2 separate regions of the Homo sapiens genome follow, and region 2 is linked to region 1. The links are chromatin contacts, found by Hi-C in ENCODE. All regions are on one chromosome and are shown on one strand. Each heading gives the region's core, a stretch centred on a gene start or an enhancer-like site at or near the end of the contact. The rest is flanking DNA. Distances are from core to core; before and after follow the strand shown. Region 1 holds the start of HTR1F (5-hydroxytryptamine receptor 1F). Region 2 has its middle 61 kb from the start of CGGBP1.

What was found. A loop is a pair of places that touch in the nucleus more often than their neighbours do. Pooled maps may share reads with other maps.
Region 2: a loop to region 1 is called in a map of A673, with 5 times the contacts of the local background. The contact joins the enhancer-like site here to the promoter of HTR1F in region 1. A Hi-C loop is called at or near these places in 5 of 168 maps with a recorded cell type or tissue (A673, Calu3, K562 and 2 more), 10 of 37 single-sample maps with no recorded cell type and 12 of 50 pooled maps.

The regions. Positions count from the first base shown.
Region 1 is chr3:87,789,878-87,795,053 of GRCh38, forward strand. It overlaps HTR1F (5-hydroxytryptamine receptor 1F), which reads left to right and starts at 2,829. Exons shown (of 3, transcript NM_001322209.2): 1 at 2,829-2,965.
Region 2 is chr3:87,994,997-88,000,172 of GRCh38, forward strand. No RefSeq gene overlaps it. Among named protein-coding and RNA genes, the nearest start is that of CGGBP1, 61 kb to the right of the region's middle. Within about 2 kb of position 2,500, at least 4 of the 41 ENCODE cell types and tissues checked have a DNase peak (open chromatin) inside an H3K27ac peak, as active enhancers do; they include A673, where a contact is called at or near this core.

The DNA of each region.
Region 1 (5,176 bases), core at 1,579-4,078:
AATTACCTGATGAATTTAATGATTGCATACAGTCATCTGAATAATTATAAAAAAAACTAAAATGTTTTTCCCATAAGCCAGGAAACAGTTGCTTATTTGATTGCTTTTATTTGCATTGCAAATTTTTATTTTACTCTGCAGTATTTTTTTCAAAATACAGTTAAAAGGTACTTAAAATAATGCACCTAAAAATCGACTTTTTGATATCATGGGATGAGTCAGTATATCTTATAAGATATATGAAATGAGGTTAGTCTTCCTCAGTTAACCAAATAACTCAAGAAAATCATAAACTATTAAGGGTTATGTTATTTAGGCCTGCACTATTTGTACTAGTTTTGTCTACACTACTTACATCCTTTTACAACTTCTTGGATTTTTTTCCCTTAATTTTGCACTTTGTGGCTGTTTTTTACAGTTCACAGTCAGCTTAATTGAAAAGAACAAGAGAGATTCAACTTCGTCTTAAACTGAGATCGATATCACCAAATTAGTGCAATTTGTCCTTAATAAAATATTCTTTCTGCCAAAAGCTCAAAGAACAGACAATTAGTGTGTTGTCTATTAAGACATGTCCCTCATTCTGCATATCTAAGATTAAAAATAAACAAGACCTTAAAAGCACCAGTGTTTTCAGGATCTTTCTCCTAAGCATTCAGAAAGAACTGGTCTGAACTTTAATTCACTTTAAACAACTTAAAAGCAGTGAATTTAAAAACTAACTGAGATTCTGGCCTCTTTCTCACTGAGAGCAAGGCCTCTAAAATGTAGTCTATCTAAAGAAGCAGCCTACAGTGTTAATTCTATGGCATCCGCTACTCAGAGAAACCCTTGCTGAGTGCTGTGACTGTGTCCTGCCTGCCAGGTTAAGTATCTGTGCACTGAATAGCAAATGGAATACCTCTAGGGCACAATGTCCTGTTGCAGCACGCAAGGTGCATTTTCATCACTGACACCTAACCAATTTGTTTGCTGCAGTAGCAATAGCAGAAGCATCTGAAACTGTATATTCCTCTTGCATCACAGATGGGGTATTTTCCACACCTTCACTTAACATAACTACTCCCAAGATAGATCATTAAATTGTAAACTCCAGCTATGTAAGTCCAAATATGTCATCTGGAAACACCTTAAAGTTGAGGTCTTCAGCTCTCCAGATTGCAGGTTGGTTCCTATGGACAACTTGCTGTTTGCACTATCATTGCAGAAACTCTGTGTATAAAGTGGAGATATTCTTAATCTGCTTGTTGAGGAAATATAACTTTGGACTTTATCCATGGCTGTCATCTACAAGATTTGTTACAAATTACTTTCAGTTACAAGTGTAAAGTCAAGGCTGTCAATATCATATCTTCTAGAGAAATTACTGTGTCCTATTAGGAAAGTTATAAATCTGGACTTCCTCTGAAATTATTTTCACTGTACTCTGCTAAGAGTAGCCATAAACACTCTGTCATATATTTATAAGGGACAAAGACAAGAACTGTGCAAGTCATGGCATAGGAAATTGAGGCTAAAAAACTACGTGAGAGAATTAAAACATAAAATAAATGCTAATGATAATCTGACGTCATTACCCATAATTCTGCTAACATTTCTGACTACTAAGTGCCAAGCATTATGTTTAGTATTTTATATACGCTATCTCATTTAAATATATGATACCAGAAGAATATCATGGATGACTTCACCAATGGAAGGAAGGTGGGCTGGAAAGCACAGGCTTGGTCTATAAGAAAGACTCATCTAAGATCAACTTAGTGTTGGGAAATGGGAGAACAGAAAGGATCTCTCGTTAACAGTAGCTCCTTTCTGGGAATATGAATCTAAGACAGTCAGGCTTAGAGTAAAACTCAGTCTTGGGAAGGTGCATCTGTGGACTACAAAGGCGGTGCTCTGTACAAAATAAATAAATAAATAAATAAATAAATAAATAAATAAATAAATATCTGTCCCACCTTTCTCAGCATTGGAGACCTGTTTCAGTGGTGAAAAATTGCCACCTTCCAAGAAGCATACAAGCTTCTAAGGTCTTTTAAAGAAGATTTGGGGAATTCCTGGCAGGCTAACTGGACTCTTTGCAAGCTACCAAACATTAGTCGAAAACGATTTAAGGCCAGGAACGGAAAAGGTCACGTATTCTCTCCAGGTCAAAGCACTACAAACATATGCTAAGGCATCTCCTGGATAAACCACCAGGCATGCCTGAGAATAAAATTGTGAATAAATCCTGACCCTATTACCTTGCCTATCTTCCTTCTCATGCTCCAGCACCACTTCTTTTTCAGAAAATGCATTCTTCATGAAATTGTGGGTAAATTAATCCCTGGGCCCACCCAATGGCTGTTCACGATCCCACTTCCTAAGTCCTCTACCTATAATTCCCGTTTTGCTTTCTTTATCTGACCTCTCTCATTGCTAGCCACCCAGCTGGATAAAAAGAGTCACTGGGAAGAAGACGCAAAGATGAAAAAATGTGAGGCAAAAATCATTTTATTTTAAAGGTTTTCGGAAAAGTGATTCACGTCATTTTTCGGATTCCATGAACAGATAATCTCGAAGGTATCACTCAAGTTTAAGAGACTGGACTTTTTTCTCCCCCGCCCTTCTCCACGCATCAGTGAAAGAGGAGGGAGGAGACGGAGGAGAGAAGAGGCAGGGAGGCGAAAAAGTGACAGAAGCAAGAGAGAAAGGGAGAGAGGGGTGTTGAAGGAAGGAAGGGAGGAAGGCAAGAGGAGAGGGCTGCTAGGCGTGCTGGAGAGCCTGGGGCGTCCGCCCACCCGCAGGCGCCCCGGACCCGCAAGGGCGGCGCAAGACTTCCCCAGCGCGCAGTCAGCGTCGCGGCCCCGAAAGCTGGCGACAGGCGCTGCTGTCTTCCCGCCCCGTGGGGTCGCCCCTGCCCTCCCGCGCCCCGGGGCTGGGGGCGCCACCTTGCCAGCTCCGACTGCTGCAGGGAGCGCCAGGGGTGAGTGTGCGGATCAGCGCTGAGCCCGGGAGTGCGGGTCACGCCCGCAGCTGGCGCGCAGGTGGGGAAGGGGTGTGGGGACGTGGGGAGTGGGAGGCTGGACAGCGCTTGCTCTCGGCGGAAACGCTGGGAAGCCGGCGCCAAGTCCTTTCCCACACTACTTTGATCTAACAGCGCAGGAATTCAAGAATTGCCCTTTCCCTTTTCTGCCCACAACCTCTGCTCCCTGGGGGCGAAGTTCTGTGGTGCTAGGCGGAGATAGTGGTCAAGGCTGGGAGGAAGGGAGGGGTCTGACCCGGGCCCAAGGGCGAGGGGTGGCGGTCCAAGCCGGCGAGACCCCACTTAGGGCGCAGGCTCCTGGCGCTCCTACCTCGGGAAGCCGCTGGGGTGGAGAGAGACGGGGCACGGGCCAGAATCCAGCAGCGGAAGGAGGGGAGAGTCTTCGAATCCATCTCTCGGTGGGATCTTGAGAGGATTCGCGGGGGGGACGGTAAGATAAATCTGAGGAGCTGGAAGAAGCCGTAGATCGGAAATCGCTTGCAGTTTTCCAACTTTATTTCCCGCGGGTACGAACCATTAAGGTAAAAGGGTCAGAGAGAGCTTCTACCTCGCGGCTGCAGCTTGCCTAGTTGCCGCAGGTCTGACTCAAGGTAGGGTTGTTGGCGCCTTCCTGTTTGGAGGGGCAATCAAGCAAAAGAGAAAGGGGGATCCGAGAGACCGGCGGAATGAGGGTTCATCCTCAGGGGTCCTGCCCCTAAAGGGGCTGTGAGAGCTCAGGGATGAGTAGAAAAAATGCAAACGGAGATGGGCATTTGGGGAGGTTCCAATGCTGGATGTGATGTTGAGGTTATTTCAGTTTGCATGAAAGAGGTGGCCACTGATGGGGCCCTGGATGAGAGAGCCTTTCGTAAGGACAGGCACTTTGGAAGAAGCCTTAAGGAGCAGATTTTGTTTTTCCTGCATGTTAATTACTTCCCAGGCACCTTGACGATCGTAATATAGTTAAGATGATTTGTTAGGTGAATATTTAAGATGACATAAGCAGGTGGCATTAACCTCTCCCCCATATTCTGGAACAGATATATAATTATTACAATTTGATTAAATTTTAGTGGATATGCTATGCCAAAAAAAAAAAAAAGAGAGAGAGAAAACAGGAAAACAGTACAAATTTTAAAACGGGTTTCGCTCTAGTTCTATTTACATACAAGTCTTTGAAATTTGATTTGATGATCAACAGTCTAATGATGCTTAAGTTTGGTGTGCCCCATTTGTCTGTGTGTTTCTTGTGAGAGGTGGAATGAACTCTGGGCTACATTTCGCTGATAAAGTGAGGGTATCCACGCAGAAGCAAACCCGAGGAAGACTCTGCCATCGCCTCTGGGCTTGCAGTCTCTTCCTCTTCTTCCTCTCCATTTTCCCCTCCCCAAACTCATAAACAGGTCCAAGCATCACCACTTCGTGCCTTCCCTAAGGAAAGAGTCGTTCATGCTTCCCCCCACCCCATTCTAATCTTTGTTTCAAAGTGAGTCTTGAGAATGAGAGTATGTATTCACTGTTTCCAATCAAAAGGGGTTTTCTAAGCTTTGGGAGAGGTGGTTCAATAAAGGAACAAACTCAGATGTTTCTAGAACAAATTTTACACTTGCCTGCTATTAACTTAGGAGTTCCTATGAAAATAACTTATTTTACTAATTTTTAATCCAAGGAAGTTCAGTATATTTTTCCACACGTCTTTCAGTTAGTATGAATCATTTATTCACGCTTCATCCAAGTGGGCTTATTACAGAGCTAATGAGCTTAAGTTATATTAAGGGATTGTTCCTTGTCAACAGCATACAAATAACTTATTTGTTGGAATGAGGACTTTAAAGAATAATGCACTTTCTGCCATCTTGCCGCATTAGCCAAATTTTATTATATAAATGGGTGGGATTGAGCAACAGCACATTTGTAAAGTCAACTTGTTCACTTTTTAAAAATGAATATATTAACTAGTTATATTGTTTTTATTGTTCTTATAAAGACTACTATAAAGCTGTTAATTAAAATTATACACATACTTTTCTTAGAAGATATTTTATTTTTATTTAAAGTTGGGCGCATATTTTTCCCAAAGACTTTCAAAATTATGACTGACTTTTTTTTTTTTTTTTTTTTTTTTTTTTGAGATGGAGTCTCTGTCTCCACGCTGGAGTGCAGTTGCACAAT
Region 2 (5,176 bases), core at 1,250-3,749, 200 kb after region 1:
TTTACCACATTGTCCAGGTTGGTCTTGGACTCCTGAGCTCAAGTGATCCTCCCACCTCAGCCTCCAAAAGTGGTGGGATTATAGGTGTGAGCCACTGCAACTGGCCTATTTTATTTTTCTAGAGACAAAGTCTCATTCTGTTGCCCAGGCTGGAGTGCAGTTGTACAATCACTGCTCACTGCAATCTTGAACTCCTGGGGCTCAAGTGATCCTCTCACCTCAGTCTCCCAAGTAGCTGGAACTACAGGCATGCACCACCACCCCCGGATAATTTTTTTTATTTCTTACTTTTCGAAGAGATGACGTCTTGCTGTGTTGCCCAGGCTGCTCTCAAACTCCTGGCCTCAAGTGATCCTCCCACCTTGTCTTCCCAAAGCATTTGGATTACAGGCTTGATCCACCACACCTGGCCTCTCTTTAATATCTTTAAAGTGGTAGGGTCAGATAGGTTATGTAGAGATTAATCATCTACAATTTGTGCTTTCTTTGAAATTTATGAAGGACAGATTACAATTAACATGATATATTTCTCTGAATACATAGGATTTCAATGAGATTTTTCTCTCATTGAAAAATCCTCCAAGTTACTAATAGCTAAGCATTTTTACAGAAATATATATATATATTTGGCACCTATAACAAATGTAGCAATATAAGGATTTATGTATTTAACCGATAAGGTAGAAAAAGAAAATATAAATATCATAGAAATAGTTAAATACCAGATAAGGAGGAGTTACCTCCTGCTAGGATTTCAAACATACTGGCACTAGAAAATTAAATGAAAATTTTATTTTTGCTCCACTCCTCTAAAACTTATCAAGTGATGAAAGGCATGGAAAAAAGACCAAAGAAAAATAGAAAGTCACACTACTAAAAACTAAATTCACTCCAATACTCTACCAATAGACATACCTATGTAAAAATTATGCTTGAAAATTCACTTCTGCTTGTGAAACATGGTCTTAATTGTAGAACTGGTTTAAGTATATGGATTGTCTGGGTTAACTGAATTTTTTTGATTTTGGTTTTGTTCTGTTTTACAATAAACCCACAGGGTCAAATCTACAGCACAGTTTATCCAAGTCCTGGCAGTCGATGGGTCCATCCTTAAGTAGGGCCAATTTCCATTTTGAATCTCCAAAACCAGTTTCCTTTCCCTTTTGTAGTAATTTTGATTCCCCACCCACCCATCCCCAGCTTGCCCTAAGTGGTATGTCCCTTGTTTATATCAGTTATGTCAGTTCCAAATTTTAAAATTCCCTTAGCACAGCATAATCCCCATATTCACAGGCTCAAAGTTAAGCTTTTCCCTCTGTACCCAGAGAGTCCTGTGTCAAAACTAAATGGAGAATTAATTGGAAGCCAATTACTAGGCAATGCATTGATTTGCTGCACCAAATAGCATGAAAGTCGAGATTATCATAAGCTTATTGCTGAAATGCATTCCTCTATTTCAAGGAAGAAGCCATTTTCTCATGACTTTATACCAGACTATTTTTAACTCATAGGTCAAAGAATTAGGTTTACTGCTTTACAGTACAAAGGAAGCAAGAAAAATATTTCCTTAACATATCCTGAAGTCCTTCAAAAGTAATCCTGCTCAATTCAAAATGTGTCCATATTAATTTGTTTCAGAAAATGTGTTTCTAGACTCTAATAACTAGATAACTAAAATGATTATATTCAGACCTTTATTTTGCCAAAAATATTTCTAAAAGCAAACTAACATTTTTGTCATGAATAAAGTAAATATTTTCTTATGATATTGTGATAATTTTTCTTGTTCTTTTGAATCAATATGCTTTCTCTCATTATTTAAAATGAGGAACTTACTGTTGAGAGAAATATTTTCTAACATTATAATAAATACTGAGTTATTCATACAGAATATCTTCTCTGTACAAAATGTGGCATGCTTGAAGTCGATCTGGGAAGAGTAGAATTTTTTCAAAGAATTTACACACTCTGGTTAGGGCAGAAACTATAAACATTTTGTTTGAGTAAAAAAGATATTATTTTACCAACAGTAACAACAATAAATCTTGTCAAAGCAATCTTTCATCAAAACTTGTTTTTAGTTTCAGTTCCAATTTTTATCGCAGAGTTTCTTCCTCTGCAAGGACACTAAAATTACCTATTGATTTATGTAGACACAGAAAACCAAAGCAATGTGCATAAGAATCACCAAAGATGCTTGTTACAAAGACAAATTCCAGATTTGAAATCAGAAAAGGTTGAAGTTAAATCCTGGTTCTTCTGCTAATCATTAACTTGATGCTAAGCAAATTTCATCTAACCTGCTTTCTTCAGATTAGAGATGAAAGACTACGGAGATAGAGTGAAATAAAGCAAATGCTCTTGAAAAAATGCTAAAAGACTACAAAATAGAAATTTGCATTATTTATCATTATTTTCCATACTAAGGAGTGAGTCAGAGGGCATTTGACACGCAACCTGGTGTTCTGCATTGTGGGTTTCCTGTTGCTGAATGTGGAGAAGAGCCAGTAAGTCATCGATGGCCTTCCGCTCCTGGCTCTCCATGGTAGAACAGTAACTCCCAGTAACCCCAGCCACAGCCACAAATACCACCCTGTGGGTACTCACAGTCTTTCCCTTTGCTCTATACTTCCATCCTTATTACTAAAAGACTGGCATGCTCAAAGGTTGTTTAGCTTTCTAGAAAAATGTAATGCAATTCTTCTACCCTATTAAATTCATAACTGCAATTATTCCAGAAGTAATTTCTTCTATTGATGTATTCAGAGACCTTTTTCCATATATTCTAGATAGGGTATTATTTCAATCCTTTAAACAATAAAGGTGAAACTTTCATTTGAAATGAAAATTCTAAGTTGATGAGAACAAGACTAGAGGTGTAACTGTAGGGTCTATTAAGTATTAGAAAAAATACTACTAATTTATATGCAAAAATTAATACTTAAGAAACTACTCAATATCAATGTCTCCCTGTTGCTTATTTCACTGCATACAGACTCTTGCTGGCTTTTAGGGTCTTCATAACCAAAGTACCACTCTCTGGAAAATCTTACTTCCCACTGTCCTCCTTGGTCCCAACAAATGCTATCTTCTCCAATCTGGTCCCTCTCTCCACTGTCCTCACTATGTGCCTTCCTCATTCTTGTCTCTATTGCCCTTTAGACTTTTTGTTTTCTTCTCCCATGTGAAATGCCCTCTACCTCCTTGATGTTAAGCAACTTATCCTTCAAAGTACAGATTCAATTTCACTTCCTCCTTGAAACTGAATCCATACTGTGCTTGAAGTCAGTATCCCTCAATATTATTTCCAATAATTCCTTATTTGTTTTAAGTATCTCTAATTTCTTCATGAGTGTTTGGTTTTTATACCAACTATAAAGAGTACTGTAAGTTACTTAAAGGACATGTGATTATTTCTGTCCCTTCCACATTTATCCCAAATATTTATCTTCACTTCTATATGTAATAAAAGAAATGCAAATGTGTCAATATCAAAAAGGAAACTGAGAGGTTGCTAAAAATAAAAAAGCAGTGCTTATTTTTCAATGATTAGAGAATACCTTACTGATAATGAAATACATAAAACTCATAGGACACTAATTTTCTGGAAATGTCTATGTATAACGATAAATTTCAAAGATCTGTTTGCTAATTATACATTATTAATCATTTATACAATATATGAATATGCTTTAAATCACCTATTTTAAAGACAATATTTTGGTTATTATTTTAAAACAGATATAAATAATAAATAATCCACTTGGTCATATTAAAATTAAGCTATTGGCTTCCAGCTCACCTAATGTGAAATTACTTTTCTTCATAACTTCCTTACTGGCCCCAGCCCCCTCTGTTTCACAATTTTTGTGTGGATGAGAAGCGGGTAGCATTTTAAAGTAGAGAAATATCTCTGCAATGAAATAGGAATTGCAATATGTTCTTCAGCTCAAAAGGAACAGCTCTTACTTCCTGAGGAATTATAGAACTCACTCCATGTATTTTTAAAAGCTAGAGAAACAACTTATCAGTTTCTTATCAGTTTCACTTAACCCAAGCATCTTAAAAGATCAAATCTTAAAGATATAAAAGATTAGATCTTTTACATTTTAAAAAAAATAGATCTTAAATTTCTTAAAGACTTAAGGCCCATGCCCATTTCACCATCTTATATGATTATGGATGATTATGGTACAAGCACTATCAGGTTGACCAAACATAGAAATGCCAACCCTTTAACACTGCCCAAATTTACAGCAAGCACCTGAGAACCACACCAATCACAGGAAACACACTATATGTTGACTCTAGCAACTGAACTGGACTCCCCTTGTTCTCCAAGAAGCCTGTTTGTCATGGTTGTCCCTCTGTCCACAAACTTGTGCTGTCATTACATATACTACAAAAAAAGGGACTAAAAGGTAAATTGCAAGTTCATAGATTTATTTATTATGTTTCTATTCACTTCAGTGTTTCAGAATATGAAACTGAACTCAACAATGACTCTTTGTGTTAAGCTTTGGGGTTTTTTCCTATTTTATCATCCTATCAATCTAAAGGTTTAAATACTATCTATTCTGCTTGCCATACTTACACAAAAATAACTTCAATTATAAATGCATGCATATATTAGGAATCGACTATCCTTTTCCCTGCTCTTATTAGTATATCATATGCAAAATATTTAGAGGCTCAGGTTGAAGAATAGATTTCTTATATTTGTATTTTCTATTGAGTATTGTCTGAACGAGACTTGTGTATGTATGCTATTAAACCTGAGCCAAAATTTAAATGCATTTTCTTTCTCAAAATCTTCCCATTAATGAAAAATAATATGTAGTAGTTTTTTTATTTAAAAAAAGACAAGAAAAAACAGTCAAGTTTATTTTAACAATTTTAATACCAATTGCCCAAACTATAGAAAATGTTCAAACATGAATTTTAGTAGTCTATGAAGTATAATCTACTCAGTTTGTTGCTGTTGTTGAGGGTGGAAAAAAATAAATGTATGGTGGAATTTAATGTTGCTTAGCCCAAAAATATAGTATAATATGAAATAAACCATGTTCTTCAAATAACGAGTGTTGGCTTTAACTTAATGATTTCAAAACATCCTATAGCATCCTATTAAGAAAACTACAAAGGAAGAATAATGGTGTGCAGTAGACATGAATTT